2 separate regions of the Homo sapiens genome follow, and region 1 is linked to region 2. The links are chromatin loops, found by intact Hi-C in ENCODE. Cell type or tissue: gastrocnemius medialis. All regions are shown on one strand.

Region 1 (5,000 bases), 110 kb before region 2:
AGAGGGATCCCTTCTCCAGGGGCTCCGTGGCACAGCAGGATGAGCTCCTCCTCCCCTAGCTGCAGCAGTGACAGGCGCTAGCCCTTCCTGGCCTCAGCCCCGCTGTTCTGACTCCTGACCCATCCCCTCCGCTGCCTTGACACATCATTCAGAGAGAAGTCAGAAGCCAGCCAAGTGGACCCCGAGCCTCTTCTGGCCACCAAACCAACAACTCATCTGTGTCCTCTGTTCCATCCACTCTGTGTCTCTTCTGACTTCGTCACTGAGAGCCCTCTGCCTGTGCCCTGGACCCCACCACACTCTTGCTGGAGGAATTCATTTCACCTCCACACATCCCCCCTCTCTTTTGGATGCCGAGGGCCTCATTTTTACCTGATCATCCCTGTGGGCAATCAACGTGCTCCAATGGGCTTCAGCCTCCTCAGTCCCTACGCAGCTCCGCACATCCAATCAACATGCTCCAACGGGTTTCAGCCCCCTTCAAGCCCCAGGCTCCCAATCACATCCCTCATTGCTGCTCCAGAGGGATTCTTCTTGCAAGAACTGTGCACCTTCTGTGCCTTAACTTCCTCACTTGCCATTTGCTCTGCAACCCACACCAGATGGCATCCATCTCCACCACGCCACTAAATCCAGTCTCGTTACCAACACTCCCATACATCAGGTCCAGCAAATGCTTTTGTCGCTACATTCCCAACCTCTCAGCGGCACTGCCCACCGGCCACATCCTCCTTAAAAATCGTTATTTTAGTAGTTGTTATGTGTTTGCTGTTATGTGGTTGTCCTAACTCTCTTCATTTAATAGAAGACATAGAGGCTCAGTGGGAGTGGGAATAGCTTGCCCAGGTATTACTGCTAGTGTGTGGCGGGGCCAGGGTTGTAACTGATGAGCCAGACCCAGGTTCTCGCCTTCACCGCATGGGCTCCTTCCTGCCCCCCTGGCTGCCGCGATGCCGTCTGCGCTGCTTTCCTCCCGCCTTGCCGACCACTCCCCTTCAGATGCTGTGGCTCTTCCTCTGCTCCTCAATCTTTTTTTCTTTTTTCAAGGTGGAGTTTCGCTCTTGTTGCTCAGGCTGGAGTGCAGTGGTGCGATCTCGGCTCATTGCAATCTCCACCTCCCAGGTTCAAGCGATTCTCCTGCCTCAGCCTCCCGAGTAGCTGGGATTACAGGTGCCTGCCACCACACCTGGCTACTTTTGTATTTTTAGTAGAGACGGGGTTTCACCATGTTGGCCAGGCTGGTCTTGAACTCCTGACCTCAGGTGATTGACCCGCCTCAGCCTTCCAAACTGCTGGGATTACAGGCATGAGCCACTGCACCCGGCTGTTCCCCAAGCTTTAAATGTGGAGGGGCTCAGTCTCAGTCTGGCCCTTTCACTTCTCCACCTACATTCTCTTCTTAGGCCGTCTTAGCACCTATCTTAGGCCTTTAAAGGGGGCTTTAAATCCCAACTCTTAAAGGTATGTTTCCAGCCCAGTTCTGAAATGTAGACCGGAACATCCAGCCGCCTGCCTGGCATCCTGACTTCCTTGTCCTCAGGCACCCGACACTTCCAAGCTCAAGTGGGACTCTGAAGTCTCTGCCTCCCTGACTCCAACTCATCAGTTCTTCCCCAGGCTTCCTCATTGCAGCAAATGGTGTCACCAGTCACCCACAGACTCAAGCCCCACACTCAGGTTTCCTTCTGTATTCCTCCTTTTCCTTCACCCCTCAACATCCAACCTACAACAAGTCCCATCAGTTCTGCCTCAGAAGGCATCTCAGGGTCCCCTCCTCTTCATCTCCATTGAGACCACAGACCAAGCTGCTGTCCTCTACCACCTGGACCAATGCTCCCAATTTCCTGCTCTGCCGGCGTCCACTTTGACTGCCTTCCATCCATTCTCCACATTTAGCTGGAGTGATTTTTTTTCCGGAGAGGGGTCTTGCTATGTTGCCCAGGCCGGACTCAGGCAATCCTCCCACCTCAGCCTCCTGAGTAGTGCCCAGCTTGGAGTGATCTTTTGAAAGTGGTCCTTTCATGCTCCTGCTTCAAGTCCCTCAGTAGCTTTCCAATGATTTTAGGATTAACTAAAATATCTTAACATGGCTGCCAGGGGTGCTGGCATGACTTGAGCCTGGGCCCTTCTCCTGGCTCCCCTTGGCTGCTTTACTGCTTACTCCTCAGGGTTCATGCCCCAGGGGCCAGTATTCCTCTAACACTCAGAGCTCAGGCTGCCCCCAGGTCTTCCCACATGCTGTTCTATGCCTCCATCGTCCCTGACCTGGTGCTAGTCACTGCTGAGGTCACTGCCCAAGTGTGTGCAGGCCCCCTCTGGCTCCCCTGGTTGGGGGAGGCCTTGTGTTATGAGGGGTCGCAGGGGCCTACAGTGCTCCCCCCAGCACTTGGCACAGGGAGTTAAGTGCTTCTGTCATTGTTCTGTTCCACATCTGCAAATGCCATGAAGGCCAGGAGCTGTGTCTGTCTTCATAACCATAGGACTCCAGTGCCTCGCTCCACTGTGGCAGGTGGAGATGCTGGACGATACTGTGTTGACAACTGAGTGCCTACTGTGGGTTGGAGCTAGGGTTCTGGGGCCACACTGCTTGGGTTTAGATTGTGGCTTTCTAACTCTTTAGCCACGTAACCTTCGGCAAGTGACCTGATAGCTGTGTCTCAGTTTCTTCACCTATGGAATGGGGTGAATACGGGTATTTATACCTCATAAGGTTATTATGAGGACTGAACAAATTAAGACATATTAAAGTCCTTGGAATAGCATCTGACACATCTACAGTGTGTGGTAAACGTTAGCTGGACGGGCTTGACCCTCAGGGACGTCGTGTTCCCTCTCACAGGCGCTCCCTGTACAGTGACTGCACACACCACCTGTCTGGGAACTGTCTTCATCTCGTCACGAATGGGGCAAGGCTACGGGATTACCCCTTGACCCTGCTGATGCAACCTCTGGTGCCTGGGAGGAGTCTGGGCAAAGGCGCCAGGCCAGGCCAGGCCAGGCCAGGGCCAAGGAATTTGTGAGAGTATTACAGCCTTAAATTTCCAGCAGAAATCAGAAAATCTGATCTTGCATATCTAAGAATAGCCGCTGGTTTCAACCATGAGAGGTGCCAAAGTGAAAGCTGTAATTATTAGTAAGTAACAAGCAGAAATTAACCACCTACCGCAAAGTCATTTTTAGCTGCCATCCCAAGGTGGAAATTGAAAAATGGGCACCAAGAAGCTGTTTGGTTTGGAAAAGACCCTGGCTCAGTGCTGAAGGGCTGTGGACATGCGAATTTCCAATGCCAGCAGTAAGGTGTGCACTCAAGGAAGATGAGGAATGGCTCCTGAGGAACCATGTCTTGAGGTGCCACATCCCATGCTCTAATGGGGCTCTCCTGACTTCTGCATAGTGAGACTGCAAAGGTGCTCACTTCTATCCAGCCTGGGCTCCCACATTGTAAAAATGGAGAAAATAACCTTTCTCTGACTTTCTTTACAGAATAGTATATAGACAAATGGCACTGGAACATACCTGGAACTTTTAGGAAAAGAAACCATAAACATGAATAGTTGCTTTCCAAATATCATGGGAGGCACAGATGCCGTAAGAAAAAATTGATAAATTTATTTTAAAAAACGGCAAAAGACAAACAAAAACTAAAAAAAAAAAAAAAAAAAACCCTTGGAAGATGTTTACAGCACCTATTTCAGAGACAAGGCAGATTTCTTTGACACACAATAAGTGCTTAGAAATAAAAAGGAAAAGCTCAGTATCTAAGAAGATAAATGGTCAAAAGCTACGGACAGAAAACTGAAATACCATTTTCTACTTGTCAGACTGGAAAGATCAAGGATTCTGAGAATTCATTGTGTTGGCAAGGGCGTGAGAAAGTGGACGTTAGCACATTGTTGACTGGAATGTAAACTGGTACAATTCTGTGGAAGGCAATGGACAAAACTTATCAAAATTAAAGAGTACACACCCCTTCATCCATCACTTCCACTGTTTAGAGTTTATCTTACAGATAAAAAAAAATACACAGTCAGCCCTCAGTATCCATGGGGAATTGGTTCTGGGACCTCCCTTGAATACCAAAATCCATGGATGTTCTAGTCCCTGATATGAAATGGTGCAGGATTTGCACATCCTCCTGTGTATTTTAAATTATCCTATGCACATCCTCCTGTGTGTTTTAAATCATCTCTAGATTACTTAAAATACCTAATACAATGTAAATGCTATTTAAATAGTTCTTATACTGTATTGTTTAGGGAATAATGACAAGAAGACAAAGTTTGTACTTGTTCAGTACAGACAGATTTTTTTCAGATATTTTTAATGCAAGGTTGGTTAAATCCGTGGGTGCAGAACCTGAGAATGTAAAGGGTAGACTGTGTATAGGGATACTTATTGAAGCATTATCTGTAATGGCAAAATACTAGAGTGGGGGAGCTCAAACCACATAAGGTAAAACCCGACAGTGCGGTGAAAGCTGTTTTCTTCTAAATTTACCTCTTAAAAGGCTATGTGAAGGTATGATATGATTCTACATCTTGACTCAAGCAAAATCGTTGCTTTGAAAGAGTCAACATGGCACAAATTGCCATAATAAGCTAAATGTTATCAGCTGAATTTAAGATTAAAATCTAAATGTTAATCAGTAGAGTATTGGTTAAATGATGGTCTAACCATACAGTAGACATACTCTGTAGCTGTGACAAAGTATAAGTCACCTTACAGGTGCTGATGTGCACTGACCTACCAGGTGGCACATTCAGGGGGTGGTGGGGGACAAAGTACAGCATGTGAGATTTCTGGAAGATGCACAGAACCGGTGACAGTGGTTGCCTGTGGTGGGGGTGACTGAGGCTCAGGGATAAGAGGGAGCCTTTTCACTTTGTGGCTTTTCAATTGTGTGCCATGGACCTATGGAAGGGAGCACCTATCATACAGAAAGTGGGGACCTGCTGTGGGCAAGCATCCCTCATCTCCTGGGCCTGTCCCCTTACAAAGCA
Region 2 (5,000 bases):
CTCTATAGAGTGGGACTGAAATCTATATTTTCATTTAAAAGGTGGGAGACAACACTGGGCAACAGGGCACAGGAATATGAGCAAGCACCGTGTGCAACATGGGTAAGGATAAAATATGAAGATGGAAGGCACAAAAAAACAGGAACTCCACCAAGCAACCACTCTGCATCTTTGAGAACATAAACTTATCAAACCCAGTAAATTCATCAAACCAACCCTCCTCCAAACCCCACACTGACGAAAAAGAAGCAAAGGGTCAGAGGCCCCTTCTGAGAGCGAGCATGTGACAACTGGAACCCGAGCTCCCTGAGTGTGAGCAGAGCACACCTCATCTCGCTGCCACTCACACCCCACAGGGACACATTTGGTGACATGTTTCATTAAGAGACAAATAATTATTTTGTAACATCCTGGTCAATATTTTCAAGCCCCACTTGTCCTCTCTGAAAGCTGCATCCAGCCTGCTGAGCTGGGAACGCTCCCCAGCTGGTCCCTTTACATTAAGCACGGCCACCACCTATGACATAACTCGGCGATATTTATAACCTGCTCATTAGAACATATCTCATCTTTCCAAAAAGCCACAGTGTGGGTCAGCCAGTGCAAACGTGTCAGCCAGCCTCTGCAGGCCGTGGCAGATGCTCTAGGTATTTGGCTCTCTTCTTGGACGACATTTTGAATCATGCAAAGATATTAAATCAAACTGAATGTGGGTTCTGTAAGTTACAAGCACTCATGAGGGCTATTAATTCGCATCTTATACCTACATGACATCCCAGGGCTCTCATGCACAAGAATGGCCCCAGAACTTTAAGATAATGATTTATTGGCATAGGTACATAAATACTCCCATAGTCCTCTCACCCACACATATCAGATGATATCAGATCAGAAGCTTGATGGTGGCATAAAAAGAGAAGCTGTGCTCAGGATGCCAAGCAGCACTAAAGGAAACCTAACAGAGACGTGAATAAAGATTAGGTAACAGGCCCTGGGACATGCAATCTACTCTGCTTTCTCCTTCATTTGTTTTTATGGGATCCATGTTCACAGGCAACAAAGTACATTTGCTTTGGACTGAAGCTCAGTTCTCTTAAGTAACACGGCGGGAAGGAAATAGCTACAGCTAAACAAAGGATGGGAATGGATATGGTAGTCTAACTTTGTTCCAGAATCACGGATTAAACTCCTACTGGGTACAGAAGGGATGGTACTTTGAATTGTATGAAATAAGCTGTGACTGAGGCAACATAAGTGGAGACCCTGGTTGAAGGGGCTGATTTACCAGGTAGAAATCAGGCCTGGAATAAGCAGGATCAAACCTAAATATTGTAACCCAGGGAAGCCTACAAATAGGAACTGGTCATTCAGAATGTTTCCAGTGTCCTAGGAAACAGAGTAAGCTACTTAGACAGTTACAGAAGCACAGAATTTTCCAGCTATAAATGATCCAACAGAATCTGGTCCGTTATGACACAGAAGTGAAGGGCCTGCTCAAGCTCACAGGCCCAGTGAGAGAGTGAGCTGGGAGCTTTCTACCGTACTCTGTTACCTTCCTGGGTACACATAAGCTCTAAAACAGAAGTGTAACTCTAGAGGAAGGAACAAAATATGAATCCAAGAGTTCAGGTCTATGTTTTGCATCATTAATATGCAAATTACTTCATATATTTATAACATAAATTCTGTGTGTCCCAGTGATGACAGCTAATAAGATACTCATTACTGGTCCAAAACTGGAAAGAAAATCCGTTGGCCCAGGTGAAGAAGTCCAGTGAATGCGGGTAATGCCCTGGGCTGCCGAAAGAGATCAATGACGGGTAGAGAAATTCAATTCCCCCGTTAAGGTGCAAGACGGTTTCTCCCATGCAGGACCGAGGCCCTCTGGTGGAGGAACGGAGGAAGTCTCCGCCCCGAAGGAGGCCAGGCAGGATGAGGCAACACCAGCCACTGGGTGCGTATTCCCAATTAAGCCTTTGAAGCAAATACAAGTTTTTCTCAAACTGTTTCCAGTTTATTCCTGGAGAGAGTTTAAGATTCAGAAGCAAATTCTTCCTCAATCTGGGAAGCATCTGCTTGTAAACAAAGAAGCCACAGTAACCACAGAGCTGAGAAGGCCTGAAGCTACAACCCATTGCAATGAATGCGGCACCCAGAAGGGTGCCCGCCCCACCACAGATCAATCGGACAGCAAGAAGAGGTGAAACAGGCACATCTTAAAGTGCCCAAATGTAAAAGCATGATTCCCAGGAAATCCTGTCTTCCAAACATGTTTAAATCACATAATCATAATTTTATTCAACTAATCGCTTCCACTGTTGCCATGAGAGCAGAAAAGGAAAAATGTTCAAGTACACGGATAATCAGAACAAAAAAAAGAGGAAGTTAACTTGCAAGAATTCTATTCCAAATGCTATGAGATAACCCAATTTGAGAGAGGCAAACAAAACCCACACGATTGCTTTCATATCTTCAAACTGTTAGTTAATTCTTAAAATGTTGAGATCAATTAAACATCTAAGAAGGAACTGTTGCTTAAAACTCCACTCAAAATGAAGATAAGAGAGCCAAGGAATCTCCCAATCTCCCTGTTTTGAGGGTTTCCACAAATCCCTGACATTAGGTCATTTATTCCATTTCAACACCCTTGCCTGAGAGAGTGCAATGATGTCAGAATTCATTATGGTAAACTATTCTCAAAACAAATGTTCCTGCCAGCATTCACTCAGCGGGCACTCTGGCAAGCTGTCAGAACTTGGGGTTCATCTCCTGCACTTTACTTCACAAGCTTCCTGAGCTGGGTGCATTTCCTTCCACTTGGAATCGTTCCCAACAGCTCGGCTGGGACCAAGGAGGAAAGGGCCTGCAGGTCCCCGGAGCACCAGCTGCTCGTTCCGCCTGACAGGCAAAGCTCTGCTTCCGCTCACCAACATCACTGTCCTCAGCCCATTATGGAGAGCTCAGGCCAGAGTCCCACAGCCTTGCTCTCATTCAAATCCTTGTTTTTCCACTGGCAGGAAAGCCTACCACTTTTCATGGGGACATAGTCTACTCTTCCCTTGACCTACTTCCATCTTTTCTTCTCTCCTATCTTTTCTATCTGGTTTTATCCTCCTCCTGCTGAACCTCCTTCCAGGGCTTGTCTGCTGATTCGCCAGCATTCAACCCTCCCTCTCGACCCTCTGTCCTGGCGATAGGTTCCAGTTCCCCCTTGGGCCCCATGGCAGCACCTTTCCAGGCTCTGAAATGTACATTCTAACGTACAAGCTTACCGCACCTGGTTTCGTCCTGTTCTATGACTCTGAACCACATTCTCGGCTCTTTAATATTGCCATCTGTCCCTCTGTGATCAAACCAAGGAGGAAATGTAAATGGGAAGAAGGCCAGAGCTCCAAAATCAAAATGGAAAACCAAGGCTAGAGAAATTTGGGGACATGAGAATCATTTCAGCTTGTAATGAGTGGCTACTTCAATAATAAGCTCAATACATTTTTGTTGTGTTGTTATTTCTCCTTTTATTTCTTGGGAGTAGGGTGGGAAAAGACAATTCTTCCCTTTAACTTGTCCTTCCAAATTATCTTCAGACCTCAAAATCTGACCTAGGCACCAATACACTTAAATTCAATATCACCTGTCATTGTCGTGGAAACTCAAAGTAGTAGTGTGAATAAAAGACTGGGTCAATTTCCTGGGTAATGAGGAAAAGGAGGCCTGCTAGAGTCTATTCAATATTTTTTTCTCTTATGTGGCTGAGAATCTTATAACTAAAGATCAAACACAATAAGTCAACCCAGTAGATCTCAAAGAGCAAAGAAACCGTCTGCCTTTCTCCATGTTTTCTTCTCACCAACCAGCACTCCTGAAATGCTGAAGCACTAGGTTACTTCCACAATGACTGAGCAATGTTTCTCAGCCAAGGCCAGGTTGGTCCCTGAGGACACACTGTTGAGCAGGGGACACCGTCCCTGCCTCAGGGAGCTTAGATGGCTTCACATCCCCACAAAAATGTAAGTGCCTCCAAGACAGAGGCCTTGGCTTTATTCACTGACATAACCCAAGCCTCTGAAACGGAGCCTGGCATACAGGAAGCACCCAATTAATATTTGTTGAATGAAAAAGAACCATCATGAGCCGAATGAACCAAGACAATGAGGGGATACATTTCCTACCCGTTTCTTTTCTCCTTCTTTCTCACTGAACACAGTTCAGCAGGCAGCAAAGCACTGCACTCTCTTAACTAGAACAGCCTAGTATGCCCTCGGGGGCTTTGCTTATAGCGTGGAGACCTGGGGGAGCAGTACTCCTACACCAGTGGCATGCCCAGCCTAGCAGTTTCTAGAGAGCTACGTGGATAATGGAGATTTTGAGGTTTTTTAAAGAAAAGTTCCAGGCATTTCAGGGAAACTTTCCTGCCCTTGTGCCTTCACACTTGCTCCTCTGTCTGCAGGGTCAAGACCCAGGGCTGAGGCCAGCCTAGATAGCACTTTATACCTTTCCATACTGATTTTCATTTGAGTTTATATCTGTTCACCAACCAAACTGCAATCATTGTGAAGGCAAAGGCCCCCTGTGTACCCACCACTCCTTGTCTCAACTGCCTTACAGGGCCAGCCAGTACCAGTGACGTTTAACAAGCTGGGCACCCCCAAAAGAAAGAAAAGAGTGAGCACCATCTTATATTCCCAGACCCCTTTCCCCATCTCCTTGCTGAAAAGAGTTATCTCAGTTACAAAGGGAACAACTAAAGCAGGTACTTGGTATACCATGAGATACATCCCATCATCATATACGTATACCCTTATGGTATGTATCTGCTTTTCCAGAGTTGTAAGTGTTGACAAAGACAATGTCATTCTGGATATTGTCAACACTTACAACTCCGGAAAAGCAGATACATACCATGTATCTTCTAGGTCCATCACTTTTAGTTCTCAGGCTTGAGAATTTACGTAACCCTTAGTATCATCTATCTTGAAAAAGGCTGAAATCAAAACCAGATA

The links. A loop is a pair of places that touch in the nucleus more often than their neighbours do. Peaks named below come from ENCODE experiments on the same cell type or tissue, not always from the same donor. Only the 100,000 strongest peaks of a DNase experiment are listed, where the experiment ranks them.
Region 1: it touches region 2 in a loop (4-fold over the local background); 6 of 110 quality-filtered maps call a loop at or near these places.

Annotation. Positions count from the first base shown.
Region 1 is chr14:90,585,244-90,590,243 of GRCh38, forward strand. The region is part of intron 18 of TTC7B (tetratricopeptide repeat domain 7B); the gene reads right to left. Among named protein-coding and RNA genes, the nearest start is that of TTC7B-AS1, 55 kb to the right of the region's middle. In gastrocnemius medialis, no CTCF peak of the experiment used is centred here; DNase peaks (open chromatin) are centred at 1,568, 2,388 and 2,858; H3K27ac peaks cover 4,048 bases.
Region 2 is chr14:90,695,881-90,700,880 of GRCh38, forward strand. All of the region lies in intron 5 of TTC7B (tetratricopeptide repeat domain 7B), which reads right to left. TTC7B-AS2 (TTC7B antisense RNA 2) reads left to right here and starts at 1,453. Exons shown (of 2, transcript NR_135190.1): 1 at 1,453-1,784; 2 at 1,873-3,494. In gastrocnemius medialis, a CTCF peak has its summit at 1,898 (motif pointing left); DNase peaks (open chromatin) are centred at 591, 1,881 and 2,811; H3K27ac peaks cover 5,000 bases.